4 separate regions of the Homo sapiens genome follow, and all the other regions are linked to region 2. The links are chromatin loops, found by intact Hi-C in ENCODE. Cell type or tissue: dorsolateral prefrontal cortex. All regions are shown on one strand. Region 1 has its middle 53 kb from the start of NDP. Region 2 overlaps NDP (norrin cystine knot growth factor NDP). Region 3 overlaps EFHC2 (EF-hand domain containing 2). Region 4 overlaps MAOB (monoamine oxidase B).

Region 1 (2,500 bases), 68 kb after region 2:
TTCAATGTGTTTGTGGGCCCATCGCCTCTTCCCTCTTTTTCTGGTAATAGCATGTTTCTTCCTTGGGAGGCCGCTCCTCCCTAACTTCATCCATGTGATTTCAGGGAGCTGCCCTTAATGCTATCCCACCCACCTGATCAGAGATGAGAGCATGTAACTGAAGCCTGGACTTCCATAGTGCCACTTTCCTGTGAAAAGTGATTACTCAAGGGATGGGTGTGAGCTCCTAGCCAGGCTAATCAGTCATTTCCCTGGGCTTTTCTAAATAGAGCTGACAGGGAAGAGCTCTCTTTCCTTTTCTGGCCCCAAGACTGTGAGGACATAAGCCTAAAACATTTACACCAAGCTACCATCAGATGGAAAAAGCTCGTCTGTAGTAGGAGATGAGTCATGGTCCTGCTGGAGTTGAAATCCTTGGTTCTAGGGTGTTCCTGGGGCCAGCTCCCCTCCTGTGTTTCCCAGGCACAAGTTGTGTTTCTGTTATTTGCAGCTAGGAGTCTTAGATAATATGGAGAGAAAACTCAGCCAGATACATTCAGGACAAAACAACTGATAAAACTAAAGGGGTAATAGAAGTCATCTATCCATTAGAGAACCTTTTAGAGGAGGGATTGTAGGGACTATGAATCAAGCAATGAAAACAAAAAGGATTGGGGGTAGATTAGAGCAACCTTGACTGCCATGCTATCTACATTTCCTAGACTTCAGAGTGGAGCTGAGCTTCTTAACAAAACAACAAATTTGGACGTTTCGTCTCTGCACTGTACACATACTCGCATATTTTGTATAGTATTTCAGGAGGGTCACGAACCCCTTGAAGCTAATTAGGAACTGTCTTCTAAAGGCTATATGATGAAACTAGTGCTAATGATGATGCTAGTGATTCAAATTTCCACTTAGCCTCTTGCTAGCTGTGTGTTGTTGTTTAACCTCTCCAAGTCATAGATACTTTATTTATAATACTGAAATAATACAAAACATTGAATGTAACAGGAAAGTTCAGTATATTAAATTAGATCATATTATGTAAAGCACCTGGTACAGGGGTGGCTCACGGTTGCTACTCAATAAATGCAGCCATCATCATCATCACCATCATCATTATCATCATCAGGTTAGGCATTGGGATGCTTAAGGATTGATTCACTGAAGATACACAGATATCAAGTATTTAACTTTCACAATCAACTTTATATTTAATCTTGAAAGCGTCATTGTATTATAATTGTGTTTCATTGCATAAATACAGGAGCCCTCTGGTGGTCAAAACCACTTGTAGCATACATGGAAAACACTTTTTTTTTTTTTTTTTTTTTTTTTTTTTGTGACGGAGTTTCGCTCTGTCACCCAGGCTGGAGTGCAGTGGCACGATCTCGGCTCACTGCAAGCTCCGCCTCCCGGGTTCATGCCATTCTCCTGCCTCAGCCTCCTGAGTAGCTGGGACTACAGGTGCCCACTACCACGCCTGGCTATTTTTTTGTATTTTTAGTAGAGATGGGGTTTCACTGTGTTAGCCAGGATGGTCTCGATCTCCTGACCTCGTGATCTGCCCACCTTGGCCTGGAAAACACTATATTTATTTAAGTATAAAAAGGACTCACATAAGAATATTTTTATCTATATCCCATACAATAAATAAGAAGTAATAGGTGTATATATCATATCATGGGCTGAATTATGTCCCCCCCAAAATTCATATGTTAACATCTTAACCCCTAGTCCTTCAAAAAGTGACTGTATTTGGAGATAGGTTCTTGAAAAGGGTAATTAAGTTAAAATAAGGTCATTAGGGTGGTGCTTAATCCAGTAGAACTGTTATGAGAAGATTTAGACATAGATATGCACAGAGGAATGACCCTATGGGAACACAAGGAGAAAGTAGCCATCTTCAAGCCAAGGACAGAGACCTTAGGAGAAAACAACCCTGTCAATAATTTGATCTCAGACTTCCAGCCTCCAGAACTGCGGAAGAATAGATTTCTGTTGTTTAAGCCACCTAGTCTGTTATGCTTTATGGCAGCCCTAGCAGACCAAAACATATGAATGGAGGTCCCAATCAATAGATAACATCAATTTTCCGTTTAGTGTAAGTTGTGCCAACAGATGTAACCTGTTGTCTTCTCTGAGGTCCATTTGGATATAACCTGGGATGACATATCCCATAAAGCATGGTTCTAATGAGGTTAGGGCCAAGGAGTTCTTTCTGGGTACAGGTCACATGAGATTTACCTTGTTTCATGGTCAAACAGCAATCATTGAAAATAAAACCAAGAAGACCTATCTGAATACAGTATATGGCTAGGTACAGTCCAAAACCATCAATCAAAAATAATAGAAGCAACATGTTCATTGACAAGGTCTAACACACGTAACAGAATTTATATATCCTATATAATTTGTAATAGAATTTGCATAATTTGCTGTAGTTTTTGCTTAAATTTTTTTCCAAACTTCACAGGAACCCCTTATGATTGCTATTTTTCTTTTTTCTACTCTTAAA
Region 2 (2,500 bases):
GAGGTTGGGCTAAACAAATTATTATTTACCAAGTGTGGACAAATTTCATTCATTGTGCCTGTTTAGGGGCAGTGACAGTCGTGAGATCTCGTATGTTCCACCCTACAATGTGCCTCCCTTCTGGGTGGTCCATGTAGCTGGCCACTCTTGGTGGCCTTTTAAGCATGATATTCCCTTGCACACCACTGAGGCACGGACTGCCTCTGCAAGAAACATGCATCCTTTTCCAAATGAGAACGATTTGGATAAGCAATGTAAAAATGATAAATGATCATATTGCCATCTTATCTTTTGAAATCATTTGAACAGAAATGTAGCACCTGAAGAAAGGCTCAGACCACAAAGCCAGTTATTTCACCAAGAATCTCTTTAAAGAGCCCTCCAAGAAGTATGTTCCACTGCTCAATCGCATTCTTTGCATTCTCTTCCTCTTTATTGATGATGGAGCTAGAGAGTTATGATGACTTGTAAACTCCATTTTTCTTTTTTGGAAAAGCACACTACCACTCATAAACATCACAGCCAGGGACAAAGGACACCTGTCCCACTGGATGGGTGTGCACATGATTGATTAGGCACTTTTACTGATAACAGTGCAAAGCACGGGGGGAAATTCTAAAAGCCTCATTCTCCCACAAGCCCTGTGGGCCAGCCACATCACTTAAGTTTGGGCTATGATCTTAGTTCTCCATCCCCTGACAAAGAAATATGGCTTCTTGCCTGTTTCTGAGGGAAATGCTCTCCTCACAGAGACCTTGGTCTTACCTTTGAGCTACACTTGTACAATGGGTGACTGATAGAATCCACATAGTGGTGCCTCATGCAGCGTCGAGGGTCCGAGTCCATTATGAATGAGCTGTCCGTTTTACTGTCTGTATCTCCCATTATCACCAGCAGGGAGAGCATAGAAAAGGATGCAGCTAGTACATGTTTTCTCATTGTTGTAAGGAAAAACTTCTCTAGAAGAACAGCAGAGGGAGGCAGAGGACAAAAAATTGGAAATGGCTTCACCTCCTAGGATCCAGTCCCGTTCAAGGAAAGGGCAGGATCGGGCTGAAGCTTTCTGGTTGTCATTGTCCTTTATGTGCTGGAGTTTTGTCTTACTCTTTGCACTTGCAATCCATCATCACAGTATCTGCTGCACAGCTGGAATGAAAACAGAAATTACTTTCCCCAGAATTATTTACCCAGAACCACTAATGGAACCCAGGAGGTATTAAGTAGAATTTTTCCATGTTATTTTGAGAGGAGAATATTGGTTTCTAGAGCGTCATTAGCAAAGGCTGTCATCCATTCCACCCCAACTCCCATAGCTTATGCTACATATTTATAACCATTTGGAGGTGGACACAATGGTTTAATGGAAGCACATGTTGACTTTAATTGCTGAAGTCCATGTTCCTAGGGCCAAGAATAGTTTGAACCCATGTTAAAGATTAAACATGTTGTTCTGGCAACAACGTAACCGAATTGGGTGGTCTCATCTTTGTCCTTGGTTGGTCGGGGCGGGAGGGTCTATTCAGTTTCTCAGCAAGCTTTGGTGTCAGCGTCAGCTTACAGGGCTAGAGAGGAGGCAGGTCAGCACTAATGAACACAAGCCATGTCCCACAGGGAAGCACATTTTCCATTTCCAAGTCCATACTCACCCACCCACCTAATTTTCCACTTCTGTGCTCTAGGCTCATCCTGTTTTTGTTTTAAGCCCCATAGCACCCAGCACTGATGACAAACTGCATCTGAAATACACATTATGCTAACTGGCCTCCAGCATGGTTAAGGTATCACACGCGTATTTGCCAACAGAGTCACATTTCTGCAGAGCCTTTGTAGCCTGGGCACATGGTGTAATTCGAAAAAGAAAGCAGTTGTTGGAACAGACTTACCATTAAAATAGGATCATATTATACCGGTTTTTCTGAAATTTGCTTTGTTCTTTTGACCATACCTCTTGGACAAAGGACTGGGGTCCAGAGATCTCTCCAGATTACCTCACTAACTCCCCAGGCATAGCCAACACTGGTGCCTTCTTTTTTTTAACCACAACAGAAGACAGAAAGTATCAAAAATATTTTCAAACATTTAGGAAAATTGGGAGGGCCTGCTATTACATCCAAAACAAAAGGAACATGATAATTAAAGCTTCGGGAAAACTTTCAAAGGTATTTCAGATAAAAGTTTGATCATTTTGTTCATAGGCAACATTTTCCTTAACTTCCTACTCATGAACAGTCTGAATAAACAGGGCAAAGTGTTGATAAAATCAAGATTAGGAGTTCAAGTTGGCATAAGCCAATTTATTTTGCACTAATAGAATGGCATCAGACCCATTTAGCCTCAATTAGCTGTCTTGGAAGTGTGAGGTAGGGGATCCTAAGTGGAAAGGGGTGTGTGAGATAGGGCTGTTTCAGAGCACAGAATCCCTGGCAATAGCAAAGCCTCAGCACATGTGCCTCAGGGAAGTCCTATAAATTGCAGGAAGGGCAAGGACCAGTAATGAGGG
Region 3 (2,500 bases), 290 kb after region 2:
CCAACTGCCTACTCTCTCCAAGGGAGTGCTACGCGGTAAATACTGTTGATTTTATTTATATACTTATCATCTGTGAGGAAAGAGAGGTGGAGAGAGAGCTGGTAACATATTTGTAATAGCCTAGGAGCTTTCAGGTACTCATTTGCGAGGCTGTACAATCTCAGAAGCAACCGTGCTCTCCAGAGCAAGGAACATATTGACCTGGTCTATCCAAGTCACTGTGTTTGTCCCCAACATAAATGGCAAAAAAAGATGCCACATCTTTCCTAAAACAAAACAAAACAAACTCCCACAGAATCTATTTTCTACTTCTTCCCCAAGCTTCAGTATGACATAGGTGTTTTCAATCCTGTATGAAAGGAGTTCTACATAAGCAAATATTTCCTTTTCCACTGTCAAAGTTCCCATAGAGGAAGAGTACAAATTTTAGTGCACACCTCCGGAAGAGAAAATGGAGATCAATTTTTCATCCAAGATAACCTAACTCTTAATATTAAGGTGGTTGTTTGGTTTTTGTTTTGTTTTGTTTTGTTTTGTTTTTTAACTGATGATCAAAAGGCTAAGGGCTTGAGGCCACTTCTAACTCTTGTTGAAAACATTTTCAGCTTTCATATGTCCTTAGACTTCCTAGCAGCCTTTGTGTGAAATTTCCCCAAAAACAATCCCCAAAAGAGTATTGTTACATCCTAACAGAGACTGCTTACAGCAGACATGTTTATAAAGGTGACTCAGTGAAAGGGGGGAGCCAGTGTGCCAGTACAGAAGTGACTTGTGAGCTTCAACTATTGCTATTTTTATGGTGATTTTAAAGAAAAGTCTTGGAAATAAAGAGGAGAGTTCAAATCTTGGAATTGGGCAGAATTGCAGTAGACTCTATCATTGCTAACCATTACATCTAACACACCACTGTTTGGTCTTTCATTTCAGGAAGAACATCATAGCCATGGCAGGAGAGCTGTATGTGATTATTTAAAAATCTGGGCCTGAGGAGTTTCTTTCAACAGGAGACATATACATACAACTCTACATACCAATCTAAGCAGTCTAACCAAAAGAGGACACATATTGAATCTCAAAGTAATTAGGACTGCATTCTACACTTCCCCCTAGAATTACAGGGCTTATACCACACTGTTGTTTTCTCAACCATATAATTTTTGCAACAGATTTAAGTAACAAAAGAACCAATTTAGAGCTTTCCTCTGCACCCACAGTGCCATCTAGTGTATAAAAGCTGAGAACTTTTCCACTCCATCATGCCTGACTTTTATACCACCACATACATCTTTTTGGAAACTCTGGCTCAAGATCCAACTTTAAATCCCATTTATCTGGGTAATTTGCATACGTTCACAAAGCTCTGGACTCACAGCTGAATGACAAGTTTCCTCACTTTGGTTTTCCATCATCCCAGCATCCTGCGTGTTTTAGGTGTTCAAAAATATTCATTGAATAAATGAAAAAGTATACATTTTTGTACAAAGCATCTTCCCCAATGTCTCAAGTTGGCATTCTGCTAGATCCTGAGACAGATATGTCTTTTAATTATCTGATTCCTCTAATTCCAAGTGACTTGTCAAAACATATATATATTGAATGCCCATCCATGGTTGACTAGATTCCAACAAATTGGCAGACAGATGATACATATTACAAAGGAGTCTTAATGCTTCTTCGTGGTGATTTTCTATTCACCATCTCAGTGGGAAAGACTACTGGGAAAAGCCTTCAGTTACCTCAACGTTCACTGCTTATGTTCTAGTAGCCTAGAGATGAATACAGGTTTTGGGAGGCTGGAAGCTTAAATAATTTGGGCAAAGCTCTTCTAGGCAAAGAATGTCAAATTACTAAGACAAAGTTAGGCCAGGGCCTTGGATTGGGACCCCTGGAAAGGAAGACCTCTAAAGATTACGCTTCATTAGCTTCAAGGTAAATCCACTTGTGCTTGTATTCAATACCCATGTCAAATGATTTCAATGAAACCTAAATTCGTGAATCACATTATGTTAGAGCTATAAAATCTTTAAGAATCCTCCCATCTCAACCATCTTCATTTCATAGGGGAAGCAAAAGAAACAAAATTGTTAGGTCCATCAGGGCCATGTGATGAGACCAGAAGCCAATTCTATCCTATTGGTGCAATTTTAAGTGTCCAATTCACTCAAATAATCATTAAACACTCATCTTAAATGTCCTGCTGTTCCTAAAAATTCAGAGATGGCCAGAAATGACTCCACAAAATTAAAGGTGCTTTAAGATTTTTGTTGAATCTAAGCATAGCCCAATAAGTGTTCAACAGCAACAAGAATGAACAATCTTGTTACTAGTTTCATTGTCCCAGCCACTAAGAAAAAATAAGAAAGTCCACTGATAGACAAATAATAACCTAAAGCAGAAATTCCTACGTAAGAACAGTTTACATTTGATCCCTGTCCTTTTAGTGAAAGAAACACCTGCTGGAACCCCTAGAGCCTTTTTCAACCTTCATGCTATAGGAAAG
Region 4 (2,500 bases), 120 kb before region 2:
AGACAGAGGCCTGTTCATCACAGCACACTAGGTGTTTAAAGATGCCTATTATGGAGCTGGCATGAACACACTTCCTCTATCAGAAGAACATTTCTATGACAACTACCACAGAACTGGTGATATTGGGAGTCATCCTCTCTTGAGGAAACACACTCTTTCATGTGGGTAGTTAGTCCACCATGAGCTACTGTGCCCTTCCCCTTTTCTGGGTAGCTCCACTTCATTCATTTCAATATCAACCAGTATATCCAAGTTCCTTAGCTTAATGTTACTAAGGTTGCACATAAAACTCTATTTCCCATTATCAGCCACATAAAAAATTTTAAAAGCAGATTCTTTGATAGCAGGATCTGACAATATGGCAAGTAGCATACTTGATACTCTCAAGATTCAGATTAAGAAATACATGCATGTTCCCTGATAAAAAAGAAACAAGGCCCAAATATACTATCTATTTACATGAACTGTAGTTTGCCCTTGGGGACAGTAGTTATTAAAATAGGTAATAGAGGGCAGTGTTCAAATTCCCAAAGTACTGCTTTCCATGACACAGGAGGCAAATTTCTCAACTACATTCTCTAGTATGTGGTAGGAGAAAGAATGTCGAAGTTCTTGTTAATAATTCCGGAAATGAATGTAGCCATCCAAGATGCTTTTTACAGGTCAAAAATGAGAAAAATGACGTATACAAAGACATGGAAGTGGAGATGGTAGAGAACAAGTACTTAGTTTGAGAAGGACTTCTTAGCTATAAGGTCTTCGTCATTATGTATTATCATGTAGCTCTTCACTGCATGTGACTGATCACGAGGAGGCCAAATTGGCACCTTTGTCAAGACTGCAGAAACCTTTTTTTTACAGCATCAGTATTTTTTCAATTTGTCTCATTAGTGATAATTAATTTGAGAGTAAGTTACTACGTAAAACATATACACATATGCATGTGCATACAATTTCTTAAAATGCACTGTTATTTCCCATTTCCTCCAGCAGAGGTCAGAAAATAGCAATACAGGAATACGAAAATCTACGAACCAAGAGAGTATTTTAGAGTGATCTTCTCAAGATAGTATTATAAAGGGTTTGTTAATTGTTCTAGTTTATCTATATTTTCTAATCATATTTTTACAATAAACATGCTTTACTTTTGTCATAATTAAAAAGCAGTAAGACTTATTTTAAATATAAAGAGCATTATTGGCATATGTATTTACCCTGTATTAAGTAAGGACTACTGCTTAACTACTTGTATTTTCCTAACTGCACATAGAGTAATGGAAATAGTGAAAAAGCAGCACATTTGGCCATCACTGTGAAATATCATTTAAGTGTAACATCATTCCTGTAATTGATGACTCAGCAATTTCTCTCAGACAAGGGACTTAATGTCAGGAAAAAACAAAGCATCCTGGACATAGCTCTGAGCTGACAATAATCTCTGCACACACAAAGACAGGCAAGTGAATATAATCTCTGGTCATTTCCTTTGTCTGGAGAAATTTAAAGATCCTAGTGTTCTGAAAAGTCAATCTCTGCAAGCCTTACAGGTAGAATAAGACATAAGAAATCGGTCAAGAAAATCTACATTTAAAAAAACAAAGAACCCAACAAAGGGTGTTAAGAACTGTTGATTGATGTTCAACAAATCACATTATCACCATGGTAGATTTTCATTTCTAATTCATGTGTCTCTTTTTCTCCTAGACACATAGGGAAGGAAGGTGGAAAGGCTTATAAAATAAAATTTGGTATTTTTAGTAGAGACGGGGTTTCGCCATGATGGCCAGGCTGGTCTGGAACTCCTGACCTCAGGTGATCCGCCCGCCTCAGCCTCCCAAAGTGCAGGGATTACAGGCGTGAGCCACTGTGCCCGGCCAATATAAAATAAAATTTGAAGGTCAACCAAAACATTTATTTATAAATTAAGGAAAACTTTTACCCACATTATACCAAATTAAGTAACTGCTTAGTTCCCATTTTATTAAATGTTTCATGATTTATGGTCAGTTATTTGTTTCGATATTATCACTCACAAATAATATGAGGATGTCAAAATTGTTATATAAATCAAAATTGACCGTTGCTAGTTTCTTCTGTCTTCTAAGGGGATGTTTTCTACCAGTGAGGAATAAGTTCCTGTGCTGCTTACTTCCACCCACAGGAGCAAGTGAAGATGAGAGAGGAAAGACTGAAATTGAAAACCTCCGCCAGTTCTTCCATGGGACTCCTGGATGGGGCCCAGATTAGGTGACTGTCTGATTGTCAGAGAACATGAGTGACTTTGTGGACCAAGATGAGGATGCTGGAAAAACAGAGGAGCAGGGAGATGTGAAGAGAGTCTGAGGACCAGCAGCATGGTGGGAGACTGGAATCTGCAGAGAAATGTGACCAGTGAGAAATCCTCAGGGGATGCTTTGATCTAAGAGGTTATTAGAATGAATGTCCAACATTCAGTTCTAATCTGTTTGTATTTCTGCAAATTTAAGAGCCTTCCCCCGCC

Evidence for each region. Hi-C counts contacts between places; a loop is a spot of excess contacts. Peaks named below come from ENCODE experiments on the same cell type or tissue, not always from the same donor. Only the 100,000 strongest peaks of a DNase experiment are listed, where the experiment ranks them.
Region 1: it touches region 2 in a loop (5-fold over the local background); 35 of 110 quality-filtered maps call a loop at or near these places.
Region 3: a loop joins it to region 2, with 15 times the contacts of the local background. A loop is called at or near these places in 80 of 110 quality-filtered maps.
Region 4: a loop joins it to region 2, with 2.9 times the contacts of the local background. A loop is called at or near these places in 14 of 110 quality-filtered maps.

What each region holds. Positions count from the first base shown.
Region 1 is chrX:44,025,441-44,027,940 of GRCh38, forward strand. No RefSeq gene overlaps it. Among named protein-coding and RNA genes, the nearest start is that of NDP, 53 kb to the left of the region's middle. In dorsolateral prefrontal cortex, CTCF peaks have their summits at 1,256 (motif pointing left) and 1,455; no DNase peak of the experiment used is centred here; H3K27me3 peaks cover 2,155 bases.
Region 2 is chrX:43,957,707-43,960,206 of GRCh38, forward strand. NDP (norrin cystine knot growth factor NDP) reads right to left here. Exons shown (of 3, transcript NM_000266.4): 2 at 766-1,146. The coding sequence starts at 939. All of the region lies in intron 3 of NDP-AS1 (NDP antisense RNA 1), which reads left to right. Among named protein-coding and RNA genes, the nearest start is that of NDP-AS1, 9.2 kb to the left of the region's middle. In dorsolateral prefrontal cortex, CTCF peaks have their summits at 956 (motif pointing right) and 1,155; a DNase peak (open chromatin) is centred at 1,006; H3K27ac peaks cover 1,965 bases; H3K27me3 peaks cover 1,742 bases.
Region 3 is chrX:44,242,989-44,245,488 of GRCh38, forward strand. The region is part of intron 7 of EFHC2 (EF-hand domain containing 2); the gene reads right to left. Among named protein-coding and RNA genes, the nearest start is that of EFHC2, 99 kb to the right of the region's middle. In dorsolateral prefrontal cortex, a CTCF peak has its summit at 1,211 (motif pointing left); no DNase peak of the experiment used is centred here; H3K27ac peaks cover 858 bases; H3K27me3 peaks cover 2,369 bases.
Region 4 is chrX:43,835,622-43,838,121 of GRCh38, forward strand. The region is part of intron 3 of MAOB (monoamine oxidase B); the gene reads right to left. Among named protein-coding and RNA genes, the nearest start is that of MAOB, 46 kb to the right of the region's middle. In dorsolateral prefrontal cortex, CTCF peaks have their summits at 990 (motif pointing right) and 1,200; no DNase peak of the experiment used is centred here; H3K27me3 peaks cover 1,218 bases.